Linked DNA regions of Homo sapiens: region 1 is linked to region 2. The links are chromatin loops, found by intact Hi-C in ENCODE. Cell type or tissue: mammary epithelial cell. All regions are shown on one strand. Links, peaks and the distances in the headings refer to the core of each region. The heading gives the core; the rest is flanking DNA.

Region 1 (10,527 bases), core at 2,422-7,421, 220 kb before region 2:
CCAATGGGCTACCAGGAAACCAGATGGCAGAGAGCCTGGTAGACCACGGTAAGGAGTTTGCAGTTTAAGAGTGATGGGAGATGTTGGAGCACTTTGAACAGGGTGAAAGTCACCATCTGATCTACATTTTAAACGTATTATTTCACTAAATAGAGAAATAATACGTTTAAAATGGTAGTAATTGGTCATTGTTATATTGTCATTAACAAGTAGAGATTCTAAAGTCTAGACTTCTAAAAACAATTTTAAGTGAAGCAAATGTTGCTCCATCTGACAATTATGTAAGCCAGCCATACCTGTTCTTTCCCTGTAGGTAGAAGCATATGGGAAACTGCATTCCGATCCAGGGAAGTATAGGAAGCAGTAATAAAAGTGGGAAGACCTATTATAAGTTCGTTGCAGTCATCCAGGTAAGAGGGGATACTGGCTGAAAACAAGGTTTCAGCTATGTGGGCCCTAGCTTGGAAGGGATGGGATTCTACATATGTTTTGTAGCTGGAAGCAGGAGTTTGAGGCTAAGAGATGACCTGAGAATAGAATGATTTTAGGTGTTAGGCCTGAGAGATGAGGGCACATTAGGGAGGAGCATGTGCAGCGGGGGCAGGGCATCCAGAATGCTCTTTGGACATCTTATATTTTAAGTGCCTGTCAGACACCCAAGTAGAGACGCCTGATGTGAAGACATGAATATCTGCAGCTTGAGGTCCTTCGTAAGATCATTTGAAAATAAGAGTTGTGCTACTAAAATAAAATGTGCAAAAAAAAAAAAAAGAGAGAGAGAGAGAAGAAAAAAAGAAAATCGCTGCATCATGCTGTCTTGTGTATAGTTGAATTTTCACATGCTGTGGAAATTCAGCCAGAGATCCTGTGGAAAAATACTGAAAGGACCCTTGGATCACTGATTCTAAGTTTGAAAAAGGGCTGGGCTGGCTGCTTCTAAGCTTGGCTGTCTTGCTTCTATGGGGCAAGTTCGGGAATCTTTTTTTTTTTTTTTTTTTTGTAATTGAGGCAATTGACTTTGTCAGCAAGCTAAGAGTGGATTTCTCTCATAGGGGTGAATTCACATTGATCAATGTAACCAGGCTCCTAAGAGACTGATAAAGCAGAAACTGTTTACCTTGAAAAATATAGTCATCTCACAATTATGTAAGCCAGTCATGCCTGTTCGTTCCCTGTAGATCAAAGCATATGGGAAACTGCATTCCAATCCAGGGATTTCCCAGTGAGTTAGAATTAGACAAAGGGGTTGAACCGAATAGCTCAAACATGTTAAGTTATCAACATACTAAAATCCTGAGCTAATTGGTAAGGAGCCTGCTCCTGGAGCCTCCTGTCTGCTCCTACTCACTGCCCTTCTCATATCAGGGACCTCACAGAGCTCCCAGCCACTAGAAGGTAAATGCAGGTAGAATGGGGACCCTAGGTCCCTGCTCCAGCTGTAGCTGAAGATCTTGCTGTTTGGGTGGTGCCTGTGCTGTATGGATTGTTAAAGATGTTGACTTTCATCCCTGCTTTAGGGCACCCAGTCATGATAGCTGGATGCCCCTCACCTTCTCCATAACAGAGATGCAGCCAGGAGAGGCCCAGAGCCTACTAATGTGCGGACACCCATCACCCCAGCCTTGTCTCAGTCAGAGCTTGAATCATCCCGACGATCCTCCTCGGTCTCATTTCTCTCTGTGTCTGTGACGCTGCATCCATTCTGACAGGCCCTTCTGTCCCTCAGAATGTTCCTGCTGTCAGTCCAGGCTGCTCTGGTCTGAAATTCATCCTGTCCATATAAGGAGACTTTAAATAGATCTTCTTTGATCTGGTGCTGGCTGGTTTTATAATTTTTCTCTCAGATGGAAATTGTATTTCCCATTTCCAAGTTCTTGGGGGATGCCTCACAGTCAAGCCCCATAGACTGTCTACCCAGAGGAGTTTAATTTTCATGGAATCCAATAGGGCCAGTGAGGAAAGAGACCTTAATAATCATTTAATTCAACCCTCTTGTTTTATAGACAAGGTGACTGAGAACCAGAGAAGGAATGGCAGGTTGAATTATTATTTATAATGAATATAATATTTACAACTGGTACAGATCACAAAGAAGACATTAATAAACTGATCTATACCAGGAAGCTGTTCCCTGGTTTTTTATAGCACTCTAAGCCTGGTGACCTTCCTGAGCAAACAGAGTCCCTTGCCTCACTGAGGAGAACTCCAGGGAACACCAAAGGCCAAGGGAGACACCGCAGGCAATAAAACATCCCTAGCAAAGCATCTCAACACCCCCAGACAAAGAAAGGCACAGAACTCAAGAAAGCAGTGACAGGAGAGCTTTAGTAAATGTTTAATGAAGACGGAGCATAGAGGTCGTCCAATGCAGCCCCTCTTTTTCAAGCAAGGAAATGTTATGCGATAGATATCTGTCATTGTTTCAGCCTCCCAACATTCATTTCCTCTTTTGACAGCTGCTGATTTTCTCTCGAGGGCTCACCCCCCTGGACTCTGGGTGGTCCTGGGAGGATGTGAACCCTGTACCCTGACTCCCATCACTGAGGCCAAGAGTCTGGACCCCTCCTCCTCCTCCTGCCCCAGCACAGCAGGGAACCCGGCAGGACAGCTGTCCTCTAGGACTCTTGAGTTCACTCACTTCAGCCACCAAGCGCTGACTGTGTTTCCACCAAAGGGCAGTTCCTGCGGCTTCTACTCCCCCTCTCCAAGGTGCCAGGGTTACTGCCTGTCCTCCAGCCTTCCATGGCATCACTGTCTCTCCAGATCATCTCATTCAATTCTCTCATTGCTCCAGTGAGCCTGGATGGTTTTCTGTTGCCGACAACAAAAAACCCCAACTGATACCATTCCCCTTCCCCAAGGTCACTTACCCAGGGCAAGGTCCAGCCTGAGATTTGAGTTCCTACTGAGTCCCCTACAGGGGCACAGCTATGAGCTGAATTGTGCCTCTCTCCAGGTTCATTCCTAACCCCTGAGACCTCAGAATGGGACAGTATTTGGACACACGGTCTTTCTTGAGCTAATACAGGTTAAATAGTTTACTGAGGGGATCCTCATCCAATACAACTGGTGTCCTTATAAGAGGAAATTGGGACACACATTAGTGTGCAGTGGGAAGTCCATGTGAGGACGGACAAAGAAGCTTGGCCATCCACAAGCCCAGGAGAGAGACTCAGAACAAATCAATCTGCGGACACCTTGATCTTGGGCTTCTAGCCTCCAGAACTGTGAGAAAATACATTTCTGTTGGGTAAGCGGCCCAGCCTGTGGTCCTTTGTCACGGCAGCCCTGGCAGACGAATGCAGGCCGCACTTCCCACCGCCATGGTGCCACTGTCTGTGGACAGCATGCCAGCCTCATCGCACGAGTTATCCCTGAAGATGCTCAAATTAGCAGGCTGTTCTTAGAACCAAATTTCCTGGACAGGCTTCAGAAAACATTCTCCCTGGTGATACAGACATCTGAAAACACACACACACACACACACACCCAAGAAAACAAAAAACAAACAAAAATGCCAAAAACAAATAAAAAACCCATGACCAAAAAATGGACCTTTGTCCCCTTTCATTTCTTTAGTAATGGACAGCGCCCAGGAGAGCAGGATAGACGGCTCCTTGGAGAAAGCAGAATCTTCTTAATAAACAAATGAGAATTTAGAGCCCAAGCTGACAAGGAATTTAATCTTGTTCTCCCAGCATCCGCATGGAGGAGGGAAGCAAGCAGAGGCAAAGACAGACATCGCGGTTCCCCTTGATTCTAATATTGGGTTGGACGGGGGAGGGCGAAGATCTGCACGCCAAGCTCCCTTTCTCCACCCACACCCCTCCTGGCATACACTCTCAGCAAAGCCTCACCGGGTTCCCCCTGCAAGTAATTGCAGAGGTCTCTTGGGGACAATAACCCTGATGTTACCTCTTGGAGGGTCAGAGGGAAGTGCTTAGGACTGAGAGAATGCAAGAGGGTGGAGGCCAAAGGGCTGAATATTAATGGGGGCTATCACCACCAGCTCTTAAGGTAATGGAAAAGCCCTCTGCAGAGCCAGGCTGGGGCCGGCCTCACACGGAAATGCAATCTTCTGCAACACAGAGTAGGCAGTGACAAGCAGTTTATCTTCCATTACTCCAAAACCTTAAATCATTATCAACCCGAAGCCAGCAAAAGAAACCAAACCACTGACTCCAATGTCTCCTTATCTTCCCAGCAAATATAAATGTGTATGACATTGAGGCACCTGTATTAGGGGTTGAACTGTATCCCTCAACCCCCCACCCCCAGAAAGAAAGCTATGTTGGAGTTCTAACCCCCCGTACCTCAGAATATGACCTTATTTAGAGATAGGATCTTAATAGAGGTAATCACGTTAAAATAAGGTCCTTAGGGTGGGCCCTAATCGAATGTGACTGGTGTCCTTATAAGAAGGAGAACTTGGGCTGAGTGCGGTGGCTCACGCCTATAATCCCAGCACTTTGGGAGGCCAAGGCGGGATGGTCACTTGAGGCCAGGAGTTCGAGACCAGCCTGGGCAACATGGTGAAACCCCATCTCTACTAAAAATACAAATTAGCTGGGCATGGTGGTGGGTACCTGTAATCCCCGCTACTCAGGAGGCTGAAGTGGGGGAATGGCTTGAACCCAGGAGGTGGAGGCTGCAGTGAGCCAAGATCATGCCACTGCACTCCAGCCTGGGCAACTGAGTGAAACTCTGTCTCAAAAAAAAAAAAAAAAAGGAAGGAGAACTTGAACACAGAGACACATACAGGGAGAGCACTGTGTGAAGATGCTTCTGTAAGTTAAGGGACACCAAAAATTGCCAGTGAACCTCCTGACACTGAGGGAAGGCCTGAAAAAGATGTCCCCTCACAGGCCTTGGAAGGCACCAACTCTGCCCATGCCTTGACCTCAGACTTCTCACTTCCAGAACTGGGAAACCATAAACTTCTGTTGTTTAAACAATCTACTTTGATGTACTTTGTTATGTTGGTCTGTGTTGGAAAATATACACAGAAAGCTCTAATCCACAGGGGAAAGGAAAAGTGGTCCCATCTCATCATAAAATAGGAATTTTTCTGAGGCCACGGGAATGGGTGGAGAAACGGGAGGCTGAGTCATTCCTTCTGCCAAGGGTTTGCCTGGATAACAATGACTCAATCAAATGGAAGTTCCAAATAAAAGACATTTTTCAAAGGAGTGTTTCCTCTTTTAAACAGTGCTGACTCAGCCCCAGCCAGCTGAATCAGCGTTTTTAGTGGTGGCAGGAAGTAAGGAGTGATCTTCCTAAAGTGACGATGTGTTTCCTAGCAGGGTTGCCAGATTTAGCAAATAAAAATACACAGGATACCCAGTTTCATCTGAATTTCAGATGAATGACGAACAATGTTTCAGTCTATGTCTCAAATACTGCATGGGATAAAACATTCCTATATTTTGCCTGGCAGCCCTCCCCTGATCTCCCCATCCATCCTCCATGTCCATTCTCTCCCTCATCTCTAGTAGAGGAGGGAGGCCCTCAGGCACATCGAGGCACCAAAGTTATGGTACAGTGCAAGGTAAACTCCCAGCAAGAGGTAAGGTGTGTCTCATGATGCACCCTTTGGAGGAAAGACCTCTGCCTCCTACTGTGGGGAATGATAAGGTTCTCCTGCTCTGAGGATCCACCAGAGAGCAGCCTTCATGGCTTTGACCATATGGGGATCCAGCCTGGGGTTGAGCAGACGACCAGGAAAAAATAAGAGAGAAAAACGCCAGAAGGAAAGGAGGATCCCGGGCACCCATCCAAAGCTGACTCCGTGGGACTACAAGGTCACTGTAAGAGAGTGTCTGAACCATGCTCTGGCCTCAAATGTTCGTGTGATTAGATATTCAAGTTTGTGGCCTTTCTGGTGAGAGCTGCATCTGCCCATTGCATGGGATGACCAAATGTGCATGGACTTTGTTCCTGGGCATGAAGCTGGGCAACATGCCAACAGAGCCCGCACCCTGCCTCTGCCCTGCACACACATGGTGGTGGTCAGTGAGTGTTTGTCAAGTGATGAATAAATGAATACTCACCACAAAAGAGAGTCCAGCCAATTTCTCCTCCTTGGAAATATAAAGCCAGAAGGTCAAACCCATGGTCTCTCTTCTCCCAGGCATATTAAAACTGTCAGCCAACTGAGTGCCAAGACCCTGGCTTAGAGACGTTGAGGATACACACCCTAGCAGGGACATGGAGCTACAGGTATGCATGAGCAGGGCCTGGAGGAGTCCAGTGGGAAGCTGGCCTTGTTTGCGGCCAAATAAGGATTGCATGGACATCTCAATGTTTATGTAGCTGGAGGAGAGTCTGATGTGCATGCCCAAATGTCCAAGACTTTTCTCATAGACCAGGAAGAGTAAATTGGTGGGCCTCCCAAGGAAAACAGTGGTGGGCCAGGGAAATGCCAGGAGGTGTGAAATGCAAACAAACTGCCTGGGTGACAATTACCCTTTTAATTTTTCAAAGGCTGAACTTGGAGCAATTGATGTGGTGCCTGTTACACATGACAGAGAATGTTACCGTGCTTCAGATGCAGTGCCTGTGTAAAGGGCAGTAATCTGGACAAAAGGAAGGGGCAGGGAGATGGAAGAAGGGAGGTCTGGAAGGAGAGCAGGAAGGTATGAAGTAAGGAAGGAGGGAAAGGAGGAGATGGAGAATTTGAATGGAAATTTAGTCTGGCCAATACCCAAATCTGGTTTCTTCCTCTCAGCGTGAAGTGCCCTGATTGGATAAGGAATTCACTGCAAGCCTTTTCAGACTGGCTGGTTTCTTTTTAGAGAACAAGGCTTCATTTGATTAGTTGCCCATTAAATCATAGGAGGAGGGCTGGGCTGGGTAAGGGAATAGGACAGTTAGAAGCTGGTAAAGCAAGAATAGCTTCCCTTCTGAGGCTCACAATGCTCTCTGAACTTGCTGTTCTCCTGTCAACGAATCCCAGTCCAGTGAAAATAGTTTTAATTACTGAAATCCACATTGCCTGATGGATGGATGGACTCGACAAAGATTCATGGAGAGCCCATTAGGTGTGAGTGGGCCCCAAGTGAGGCCCTGGAGACATAAAGGCAAATGAAGCGCAGACCCTGTACCCCAGGCCCTCCCAGCACAAACGGGCACACTTGGCATATTTTAATAAGACAACATGTGCAGCTGTGCACAGCAACTGCTCTTTGGGCACATGAAGGGGCACCTGACCCAGACTGGAGATGGGTGGGAAGATGAGATGAGGGGCGGAGATGAGATGGGAGGGGAGATGAGATGGAATGTATCAGGTTATACAACGCAAAGATGTTTAAATAAATATCACGGAACCACACACCTTCACCTCTTTAGTTTATGGCATAGATACCAGCATTGCAGGCAGCATCTTGCCCTTTTCCAGCTAAGTTTGCCATTTGTTTTTCTATTCTGCTCATGCCAGTGTTTATAAGGTAATAATGGGTATGAGCTTTCTATTCATAGAACATGTGGGTACTCCCATGGTGTATGTTACGTACACCACGAAATTCCTGCACACTGTATATATACTTGAATGTGTTAATTAAAACTAGGAGGTTCCTGACATATCCTTACCTTCCATTTCCTTATACCTAACCTTGATGAATGAGGTGGAATTGTACTTCCTTTTTGTCTTCAATAAAAAAAACCCTAATAGGTCTCATGAAATTCCATTCATTCATGCAATAAATATTCATTGAGTGCTTCTGTGTTCTAGACACTGTATTGGGGCTCGGTATACAAGGAAGCAAAAGGTAGATATGAACCTCCTTCCTGGAGTTCAGAGTGGCTCTCAGATGCTTCTGGGCATCACAATTCCCTAGGGAACTTGTTTAAAAATGCAGATGTCCCAGGCTTGGTCTGGAGGAAAATGTGATTCCATGTCTCTAACCAGGAGACTGACCCATGCACACTGCAGAACTGTTAGGATGAGGAGCCCCTGGCATCCAGAAAGGGTGGGGTGGAGATCCAGAGGTTGATTCCAGACAGCCCGGGGCTGCAGGAACATGGGGATGGGGTGAGGGAGGGATGCCATGAACGTATCCCTAGAGCCATCCCCATGCTCCATGGGTATATTGTCCCAACATAAAGCCCAGAAATGGAAAAGAGCATGAGAGAAAGGGTGGTCCCCAGTGTGAAAACGCCTGAGTACTTTTGCCTGATTATTATTCCATTTGGTCTAATTGCATTTTAAAATGCTCAGTGGGGAGAAAAAATGCCAAGTCTTTTAATAAATTAAGAGCAGGTCTGCTTTTTAACCTGCAGCAGGTTTTTAAAAAGTCCTGCTGAGGGCACACTGCTTAGAGAGACATGGTCTTTGCAGGTGAAGGTAATTAGTGAACACCTTCACCTCTGGAGTCGGGAGGGAGTGCGAGGGGCTTTGGTTACTGCAGTAATCTCTTCCTGATTGGGAGGAAACTGTTATTTACAAAGGATGCCTGAAGATTCAAATGTGGTTTTCTCTTTCCCGAATCAGGAGGCAGAGTGTGTGCAGGAACTCAAAGCCCATGGAACAGCAGGATGCAGCTTTTCTTGGCTCCGTTACTGAGAGATCCTGTCTGATGTTTCCTCTCTGACAGGCCGTGACTGGGGACATTTGGATGGCCAGCAGAGCTGGATTTAGAGGCAGAAGAGCTGGGCAGCTGTCCCAGTTACTCATCTATGAGGGGAGCTGAAAGATCATGAGAATAAATCAGAAAGATGGTGCCAGTTAACCCCGCTTTCCACACAAGACTCTTGATATAATTGGTGAAGTGGAAACTCCAGCCAAAGTACACTCCATCCTCAAGCAAAACATAAAACACACTCCTGATGGATACAGAAAGTTCTGGTGGCCTTAGAGCCTGATTTGGTGCCAACCTGCCTGCGTTCAAATCCAGGTTCCACTACTCACTGGATGTGTGACCTTAGACAACTTCTTTCACCTCCTAGTGCTCTGTTCCCTTGGCTATAAAATAAAAATTATAAGAGTGCCAGTTTTGAACACTAAATGGGCATAAAGGAAACACTTAGACCCCAGACGGGCATGTAGCAGGAACTTTATAATGGTTAGCTACTCATTACCATCTTTGTGATGAGCTCAAGCAAGTTGCCTAATGCCACTGGAGGCTGCACCCCTACCTGAGACAGCCACCTGAACATTTCCTTAACGTGCAGCCTCTGAGAGCTGAAACTCTGAAAGGAAGTCCTGCATAATGAGCATTTATTATGTTCAAGTAATTAATTTTCTCTCTTAAAAATGTAACCCCCTTAGTACACCTCAAAAGAAATCATCTGACTTAGAAAATACAAAAGACATCTGAACAACATCAAACATTACAGAAAAGTTTTGCCCACGTGAAAGTCCCACTCCACCCCACCGCACCCCAAGAAAAGCAAAGCAAACATAAAACCAACTTTTGAACATTTTGAACAAGTGTTTGTAACCATATCGATATATGCATTACCTCTGTCCTGAGTGGGTAAGTAGCCAACTCTTTCCATTTAGGAGTGTTAGAAAAACTGTGAAGGAAAGACCGTTTCAAGTAAGCCAAAACGTTATGCCGTGTTTGATGTTTGTAATAAATCCCTTACTTTCAGCAGAGAGGCACATGACTTCTACTAATGGAAAACCAGATTTTCCTCTATCCCCACTAAATGAGTGTGGAACCATATTTAAGGATACACTTTGGAGGGTGCCAAAGCATTGGCTTAATCTGTCAGCTTGATCCTAGGTTCCCCTGTCCCCTGTCCCCACCCCACCCTGAGCACAACTGGACTCAGAGTCAAAGCCAGAGCTGGGACAAGTGCAGCTTGTGAAGGATTCCAGGCCCAGCAAGCGGTTATATTAAGCACCACTGAGGCTTAAGAAGCATTAGATAAGATGTGGCTGGTAAGAGTCAAGGCCTGGTTACAATTCCTCCTAAGATGTTTATATTTCCTTCTAAATTATGTAATTACATGAAATTTGCCAAATAATCAATTTACTTAAAATTGATTAATTGCAGTGCTACTTGTGGGTGACTGGTATGCCAGGATACTGTTACTGTGTAGCTAACTCTTCTATTTTATTTCAGTTTTGTTGTAAAGTATACATTTATTTAATTTTTTTTCACTTTAAAGGTGATACATAATAATTTTCAAGGATGTGGAAATCACAGAATTGTATAAAGTAGACAAGAAAAATCACCTACAATCTCACAGCCCAGAGGCAATGACAGCTAATCATTCAGTCTATTTCCTTCCAGTCTTTTCTTTTTTCTCCTATGTGTAGATAGATGCATATATATATTTTTTCTTTCTAAATATATTTATTTATTATAGAGCTGGGATTGTACTGTTTTCTAACCCAATTTGACCTCTCTCTCTCTCTATATATATATATATACATATAAATAAATATATATATAAATATATATAAATAAATATATATATAAATATATATATAATATATAAATATATATATAAATAAATATATATATAAATATATATAAATATATATAAATATATATAATATATAAATATATATATAAATAA
Region 2 (8,438 bases), core at 476-5,475:
GCACTAAGAGATCTATTACCCCACCACCATGAACCACTCAAAGCTGAACAGTCACTATTCCAAAACTCTGAGGAGAGACAAAACCAATGAGTAAAAAGCTGCAATGTTGCCTATCAGATGGCCCCACTGAAAAAAACACTTTCTAAGGGCTATAACAAATAGAAAAAGTTAATCATGAGGCACTGCTGTACCTCATCTAATATTAGTGATTTTCACTTGTTTCTTTCTCTACTTTAGTAGGCACTATTATTCCTCTCCATTCCAGTTAAGCACGTGACTAAGTGGAGGCCAAATAAATTTTCTATCAAGGATGCTGTTGTTTTTTTCAATAAGGTAGCCCTTTAAAATTGGACTACAAATTCAAAATGCAATGGTCAATCAAAAAATATAATGAGTACGTTGCTTCTATGATATAGCCAAGATCTTTCTTCTCACTGTTCTTAAAGGTTAAGTAGAGTCAATTGAACATGCAGGAAGTGATTAAACAATTTTATATTACATATTAAAAACACAGTTTAAAACATTTCCTCAAGAGTAGACTAGTTCTGTAAGTCAGGGTGAAAATATTCATAAACTTTTCTGAAGTAACCATTCTGTATGAGGTTGACTCTTTTTGTGATGCTAAGGCTCCATATTTCTCTTGAATAATGATCTCATTTTTAATGAACAAAACGAAAGGTGAGTAAGACTTACCTTGCAATGTTTGTAAACACTGTCCTGTTTTGATATCCCAGATTTTAACTGTAGAATCTGCATTCCCAGAGACAAGAATATTGTCTTTGAGTTCCATTCCACTTGTTAACGACTGGTGCCCTGTTAACGTGTGAATGCAATTCCCTGTCTCCACATCCCAAACACGGATTGATGTATCAAGAGATCCACTCACCACATGGATACCATCAAACTACAAAAGACACAGTTTATTAGAATAGAAGTATGGATACTCTTCCTATCAATTACTGACCTTAATCCTAGTAGGAAAGGGGGAAGAGGATGGGAAACAGGTAATGCCAGGAACAAAATGAGGTACTAAGATAAAGTGGCAATGAGGATAAAGTGCATGCCATCAAGCAACTCTACAATGTATGTTCTCACACACTTCTATCAGAAAGGCTCATCTTTATGCCAAGCAGCTTCAAACTAGATGCAGAAACAACTTAAAATGAAAACAAAGCACCTAAAATGAACAATATGTTAATTTTCAAATCATCTGGCCCCACCTAGCTATATATCATGGATGACTGAGAGAATTGCTATGAGTTTTACTTCCCACTAGGAAGCTGAGACTAATGACATAGCTTATGATAAACGGAATGCTTATCAGCACCTAAGGCATGAAAAGGGCTAGAGATAACTTTCGTGATGTTCAAAAGTAAGTTCCATTAAAAACTGTGTGTAAAATAAAATTTCATTTATAAGAACCTAATGCTAATTAGGAAATGTGCCAAAAGATAATTGTATCTGGAATCAGAAGAGGTGGCATTTTGAAATCAAAAGCAAACTACATACTACCTCTTCTCCAGCTTCCCAGCTACACCAAAAGTCAATAACAGTCTATCATTTCTAAACAATAATGTGGCTACCTCTTTTCTCAATCAAACAGTTTATTTAAATTAGAATATTATATTCATTAAGCTTCTGAACATATCAGAAACAGGTGCAGCCAATTCCCCTTCCTCCAAATTCATCACCTTTTCTAATTTAGCAAACATTTTTATCATATTGTCAATATTTCATGACATGGACAATATCCCTTTGACAAAGAAACAAATATCCTAAGAACAGAATTGACAGTACTAAGATTATGTACTAATTTGCTGAACATTAATGGGTAATAACTGGTAAATAAACTATATAAGCTATAGGAAATATTTTTACATTAAAAATGTTGCCTTTCTGGAAATAAAACAAGATTCATATTCTAAACTTCCTATTCATCTAGTTAATGATCTCAAAATATGGCAATGTTTTCAAGGATATGGGCTTGAAATATAAACCAAAAAAAAGAAATCGGTTTAGTCAACTTTACTTCTTTATGACTACAAATCAGTGGGCCTGGGACAGTAGAGTGCTTTATGCAGAAAGGATCTATTTCCACTTTGAATGGGGATGGAATCACAATTACATGGTCCATCAACTTTCAGCTATCAAAGCAAAGGGGCAGCTTTTGGCCATATTAATCTTCTGCAAAGGAGTTTCTTAAAATCCAGGTTACTCTCCTATGAGACTATTTAACCATTAATTAACATAGCAAAACTTAGAGCCCCAAAGTGTCAGGTTGCAAAACAAATATTTGTATTTAGAGGAGAAATAGATCACAGAAAATTGAAAGCATTTAAATAATTTTGAAATTTACACTTTCTTCATGCCAATTTTAACGTATATAAAAACAGCAGAATAATCTGATTAATCTTTTTTGGACTGTACTGGATCAGCAATTTGACAGTGATTATCTGAGTAAAACAACCTTATGATTCATCAGGAGAGCATTTAAGGGAGAGATAAGAGATCTTACCTGTAATGAATAGACTCTATTAGTATGCCCCTGCAACGTGTGTAGACAGGTTTCAGTCTCTGGATCCCACACCTTTACCATAAAATCATATGCTCCACTAACAACCCTCCTGCCATCATATTGAACACAGCGGACTGCTGCAACATGACCCATCAAAACATGTAAACACTGGCCTGTCTCAATATCCCAAACCCTAAGAGTGGCATCTCGAGAACCGCTAACAACTCTGCAGAGGGAGAAACAGAAAAACAAAACAAAACAAAAAAACCCACGTTTAGAATTTTTAATAATATGAGAAAACATGGTAGATTTAGTCAAGGTTTTTTAGCTTTTTTTTTTTTTTTTTTACACAGCAACAACCATTTTCAAAAGAAATCCTATGTAAAACCTTGGTATATAAACATAATAAGGGAATGGGAAGTTGGGAAGCCTAGAATGCTGCATGCTTGGTTCCCTGACCTGGGGACCTTAGGTTCAGCACCTTAAGGTTCTGTGGGACTGAGTTTGAAAACCACTGTACTGTATTTTTTAAAAAGCAGCAGAAGCTGCCTCTAAATATATACAATAAGATTTTGATTTTAGAAATAAAATGTTAATGTGGGCATATGTATAAAATGTTAATGGGAGAACTCTAGGTGGTAGTGGTTTAAAGAATTTAAATTTTCTTTATGTTCTTTGCCATTTTCCAAAATTTCAATTATGAATGCATATATTCCCTTGTGATTAGGTAAAAAATTCAATAAAGTTTATACAACAAAACAAGTCAGAATTTGGAATTTAAACAGCTGCAGATTTGTGTTTACACTATACATTCCAGTAAAAATTAACCAGTTTTAGACATGTCCTCAAACACAGGCTGCTTATGCTTTTAATGATTAGATTTATAAATATGCAATAGGCTATAAAAATATTAAGAGATAAAGATTTTAAAAGATATGTACATCTTTAAAAACAATGGCTATCCCTTAAACATTTGGTTCAACATCAGCGCTATACTCTTCTGAAAACCAGAGCAATATACAAATACTGTAATCACTTTTGGATTACAAAACAAAGCTGAAAACTCAGGTATCCTTATGTCATTCTGAAGAGATAAAGAAATACCACAGTTTCCATATTTTAAAAAAGTAGATAATTAAAGGGTTGAGAGAACCCTTTAATTGAGAACCTAATGTTGAGAGAACATAATGGAAACTGGAATACAAGGTCTCTTGATACTCATCCCCCAAATTTTAACAGTATAGCACACTGTTCAAAGTAGAGGTAAATGACAATTGAAAAGGTACTCCTTTTCACATATTACAAATCTGGTGTGAAATCTGCTTAATGTAATTGTTCTTAATAAAGAAGATGCGATAGACAGAATTAAAGGTAAAGACTGCCATGGATTCACTGTAAGGACCTTTCAGAGAGACCTTTTTTGACAAATGAGGTAGAAATCACACTTGTTTAACAGGGGTATGATGACGATAATAGAAAGATAGGATTTTAATAGGAGGGCTTTACAGGAGGAGATAAAAGCAACAGCAAAGGCACTGAGAAGAGAAAGTCAAAAAGTCCAGTTTGGCAGAAACCATTTTGAAAACTGGATCGAGGATTTCTTCCTTAATTCGTTAGTCAACAGTAGGCTCAAAAAGACTTAAGAACTGGGCAGTGACACTATCATAATTATAAAAGGACTATATGTCAGCTGTATAAAACATAAGATAACCAAGTTAGAAAGCTGTGACAATAGTTCAGAATGAGAGAACAAATTACCCACAGGCCTCAGCTTTTGCCTAGACTTAGAGATAGGGTGGGTGTAAGGTGGGTAGGTAATTTAAAAAGGCTCAGACGCTTGAAGCCTGAATTTGTCCCACTTGCGGAAATAAGAATATCAAAAAAAGAGAGAGAAAACATGATTTCTGCTTGAATATGATGAGTCATCAAAGATACAGAACAACAAAAAGGATTAGAGATTAGAGAGTAGAGAGTTTCAAACAGGAAGCTGACAACACTAGCAAATGAGAAAGGAAATTTACAGACAATCACCAATTTTAAGACAAAACGCTATGGCTTTCCTAGAATAGAAACATCTGAAGTGTAATAATTAAATCTAATTTAAGAGCACACTGTCACTATTTCAGTAACTCTACACAGAAAGGGCCCAAATTCACCAATAATAGAGGAAGAAGTCCCAACCATGACAAGATTTTCCCTTACCTTTTTTCATGAAGATGCATACAACGCACAGTGGAAGTATGCCCATATAAGGTGTGTATACATTCTCCAGTCTCTGCATTCCACACTTTGAGTGTCCGATCTGTAGATCCACTAATGATGATGTTGTCTCTCATTTGTGATGACCATACTCCACCTGTATGTCCCACTAATGTTCTCAGACACTGGAAAAACACTTAAGATGATTACTTTTGGGTAGAAAGGAAAAGTGATTTAAATAAAATTTAATAGCTCATTAAAATTTGGAGTAAAGTTACTTATTTAATTTGTTTGGCTCTTCAGAAAATATTACATCCGTATAAAATGATCCCATCACTATTTATTGTTTTGTTTATTCAAAAGCATTATAAATTTATATAAGCACAAGCAATTGTGTATGTAGTATGTAGAAAGCAAACATATGATATAAAACATGATATAATAAAAAGGAAACACGACATGAAAGCAGTTATGATAGCTCTGGCCTGGCCTCTTTGATGAAATAATACTGAAATTGCAACTGGGTTTCTTCCATGGGAATAGATTCAATGAAAGTATGCCAACAGTATTGGGTGTGGCTACATACCACATTTCATCTGAATCTGCCCCAGGGCAGTAGTTAGGAGCCAGTGAAGCTACTTCTAGACAAGTAAAGACAGACATTAAAGCCCTGTAATAAATCCCAAACTAATATTACACTATGGAAATATAAAGCTGCTTTAAAAAATTTTAACATCTGACTTGGAATATTTATAAGATACTTGCCAAGAAGCAACATGGTAAAAGACATTTTAAAAGACATGGATTTTTTTTTGTTTTCATACTCTCTTCTGTTATTTTTTAGGTGGCAATTACTTAATTCATGAAAATATTCTCTACTGGACAGATAAAAATAAATATTCACTAGAGAATCATTAAGGTATGATATGGTACACAGTCAAGCTGATTGCTTGGGCTTTTTCTTCAAACTTAACATTTAAATGCCTTGTCCACTCTCATCTCACAAGGGTTTGAGATAAGTATAAATTAACATGATTTATTAAGTTCTAAACTACAGGTAGGTTATCAACAAAGCAGTTTATAAGGAAAAATAAATATCCCTCAACCATACTTTTGAAAAACATTACAAAGTAATGAGGTATAACTTAGATAGTAAATAAAAGTGGGGAAAAATTGAGCCAAGAAAAACATAAAGCACCCTTGAAAATGTTAAAGTATCTGTCACAAAGATAGACAAACTATGTAAATGAAAAAAAATTAATGAAACCTCTATCATGAGAAGCATCACTATCCTCATGCCATTGGCTTTCATAAATATGGGGAAAAAAGCTAAGTTATGAGCTCTGATATTTGCTATCCAAATAACTAAGAATCAAAAATGAATTATTGTTTTCTTTTTTCCAGTTGCTACTTGCAATGATATACACAAAATTATGACTTTGTGAAGTGTAGGAAGAGTAAACTTACTTTGCCTGTGACTGCTGACCAAACTTTTAAAGTGTTGTCATCAGAACCACTAACTATTCGGTTACCACAAAACTGTAAGCATGTGATCACATGATCATCATGTCCTTTCAGCACCTATAAGAAAGATGTGCAGATTAGAAATATGTTAATTAAATTATGTTCTTTAAAATACTGGTGAAGAGAAAAATGAAGGCATAAACAGGAACAGTAATTTGTAGTCTATCTCTAGAATTTAAATTTATATAAAGCATTATTTTTCCTGGCTGACGAATCCAGAATTAAACATTTTATTGTTTCCATAGTCTATTATTTATACTCAAAACATCAACTATTAAAGTTTTACTGCATCAAGACCTCATAAAGATGGTTCAAACACCAATGTATTTGACAATAATCTATTCCATCTGTTCAAACCAGAAGAATATGCCTCTAATTTTTACAACTTTGACACACAAGAACAAAATAAGCATCTATTAACCACAAAGAGTAACAATTATTAGCATTCTTAAAACAAAAAAAATCATAATATATACATATTAGTATAACAATGTCTCCCCAAATTGGTTTTTTCCAGTTGTAAAAATACGCCCAATAATTTCAAGTGTTTTTACCATTCTTTATGTATTTGAAATGTTATTAGACAGAAAACCAGAATTATGCTTCAATTTGTAAAAATAAGACACACAAAAGTCACCAAATCCAAAACACAGACACTCCTCAAAAAATCATGTTTGGAGTATGTGATCAGAGGAGGCAGCAAATTCTTAGGTAGAATGTGTATGACACAGTAAAATTCAATAGGATATTGAGAGATTTTCATTTACGTAAGATAAAAAGATACTCAATTTAACTTATCTTTTATTCAAGCACAATTAGTTGTCAGATTAGAGAAATTAGCAATAAAAGAATATTGTCAGTTAATACTTTCAGTTATTTTAAAATATACGGTTTTCTTTCTACAGAAGAGGAGTGTCATATTATACAGTTTGCCAAGTGAAATAGTACACTAGGTACTAACACTGATTAACGGTTTCTGTTACATTGTGCAGAGTTCAGTTACCTTAGGAGATTTGAGTTCTCCTCGCCTCCAGTTAGTATCAATTCTGTGCTGTCTGATGTATGCACTTTTCCATGGACTGTGTATGAAACCTGGTTTTATTACTTTTCTTCTCTTGATGTGCAATGGTTCATCAATCCCTAAAGTGTTACAGTTCAAGAGTAAATTGCCTTCACCAATAATAACAGTTATACATTTTATAAAGTATTCCATCTTTATAAAGAGTATTCCATCTCTCTGCTCAAAACCACTGAAATGCAAGACATTGTCAAATTTCCAATACTGTTATCACAGTATGTAGCAATAATGTAAAGTTTACATTCTATATGGCATATTTTTGTATTCACTATTTCATTTCTCAAAATGATTCTAAAATATGTTGGTGAAGATGTGAGGAAATTGGAATGCTTGTGCAAATGGTGCAGCTGCTGTGGAAAATAGTCTGGTGGTTCCCCAAAACAAACACAGAATTAACATATGATCTAGCAATTCCACTTCTGGATACATAACCAAAACAATTAAAAGCAGAGTCTCAAACAGTCATCTGTACACCCATGCTCATAGCAGGATTATTCACAGTAACTAAAACGTGCAAGCAATCCAAGGGTCCATCGAAAGATGGATAAACAAAATGTAGCATTAGATACATATACACAATGGAATAAAGGAAATTCTGACACATGCTATGACATGGATGAACCTTGAAGACATTATGCTAAGTGAAATAAGCTGATTACAAAAGGAAAAATATTGTATGATTTCACTTATATGAGGTACCTAGAGTAGTCAAACTCATAGAGACAGAAAGTAAAAGGGTGGTTGCCAGAGGCTGTGGAGAGGAATAATGGGGAGTTAGAACAGGGGGCATGGAGTTTCATGTGAAGATGATGAAGTTCTGAACACAGATGGTAGTGAATCTGAACACAGATGGTAGTTGCAAAACAATGTGAATGTACTTAATGCCACTGAACTGTACATATAAAAATGGTTAAACTGATAAATTACATACATGTTATCACAATTTTTAAAAGATCATTTAAAAAATGATTATATGGAAGAAGGGAAGGCACAGATTAATTCCACTTTATGTATGCAAATACTTAAGAATGAAGATTTCACTGATTAATCCAAGCCCTACAGAGGTCAAAAGCAGGATGACAAACCAAGCACCCTGGATCTTTACCTCAAACCTTTATTAAC

What was found. Hi-C counts contacts between places; a loop is a spot of excess contacts. Peaks named below come from ENCODE experiments on the same cell type or tissue, not always from the same donor. Only the 100,000 strongest peaks of a DNase experiment are listed, where the experiment ranks them.
Region 1: a loop joins it to region 2, with 10 times the contacts of the local background. A loop is called at or near these places in 2 of 110 quality-filtered maps.

Annotation. Positions count from the first base shown.
Region 1 is chr4:152,101,171-152,111,697 of GRCh38, forward strand. It overlaps LINC02273 (long intergenic non-protein coding RNA 2273), which reads left to right. Exons shown (of 3, transcript NR_121628.1): 2 at 314-410; 3 at 2,457-3,550. Among named protein-coding and RNA genes, the nearest start is that of LINC02273, 5.7 kb to the left of the region's middle. RefSeq lists enhancers at 1-241, 536-1,735, 4,843-6,042. In mammary epithelial cell, for the core only: no CTCF peak of the experiment used is centred there; a DNase peak (open chromatin) is centred at 5,111; H3K27ac peaks cover 1,447 bases.
Region 2 is chr4:152,323,491-152,331,928 of GRCh38, forward strand. It overlaps FBXW7 (F-box and WD repeat domain containing 7), which reads right to left. Exons shown (of 14, transcript NM_001349798.2): 9 at 7,242-7,378; 10 at 6,182-6,295; 11 at 4,718-4,899; 12 at 2,516-2,741; 13 at 694-904. Among named protein-coding and RNA genes, the nearest start is that of FBXW7-AS1, 10 kb to the right of the region's middle. In mammary epithelial cell, for the core only: no CTCF peak of the experiment used is centred there; DNase peaks (open chromatin) are centred at 2,581 and 5,311; H3K27ac peaks cover 2,591 bases.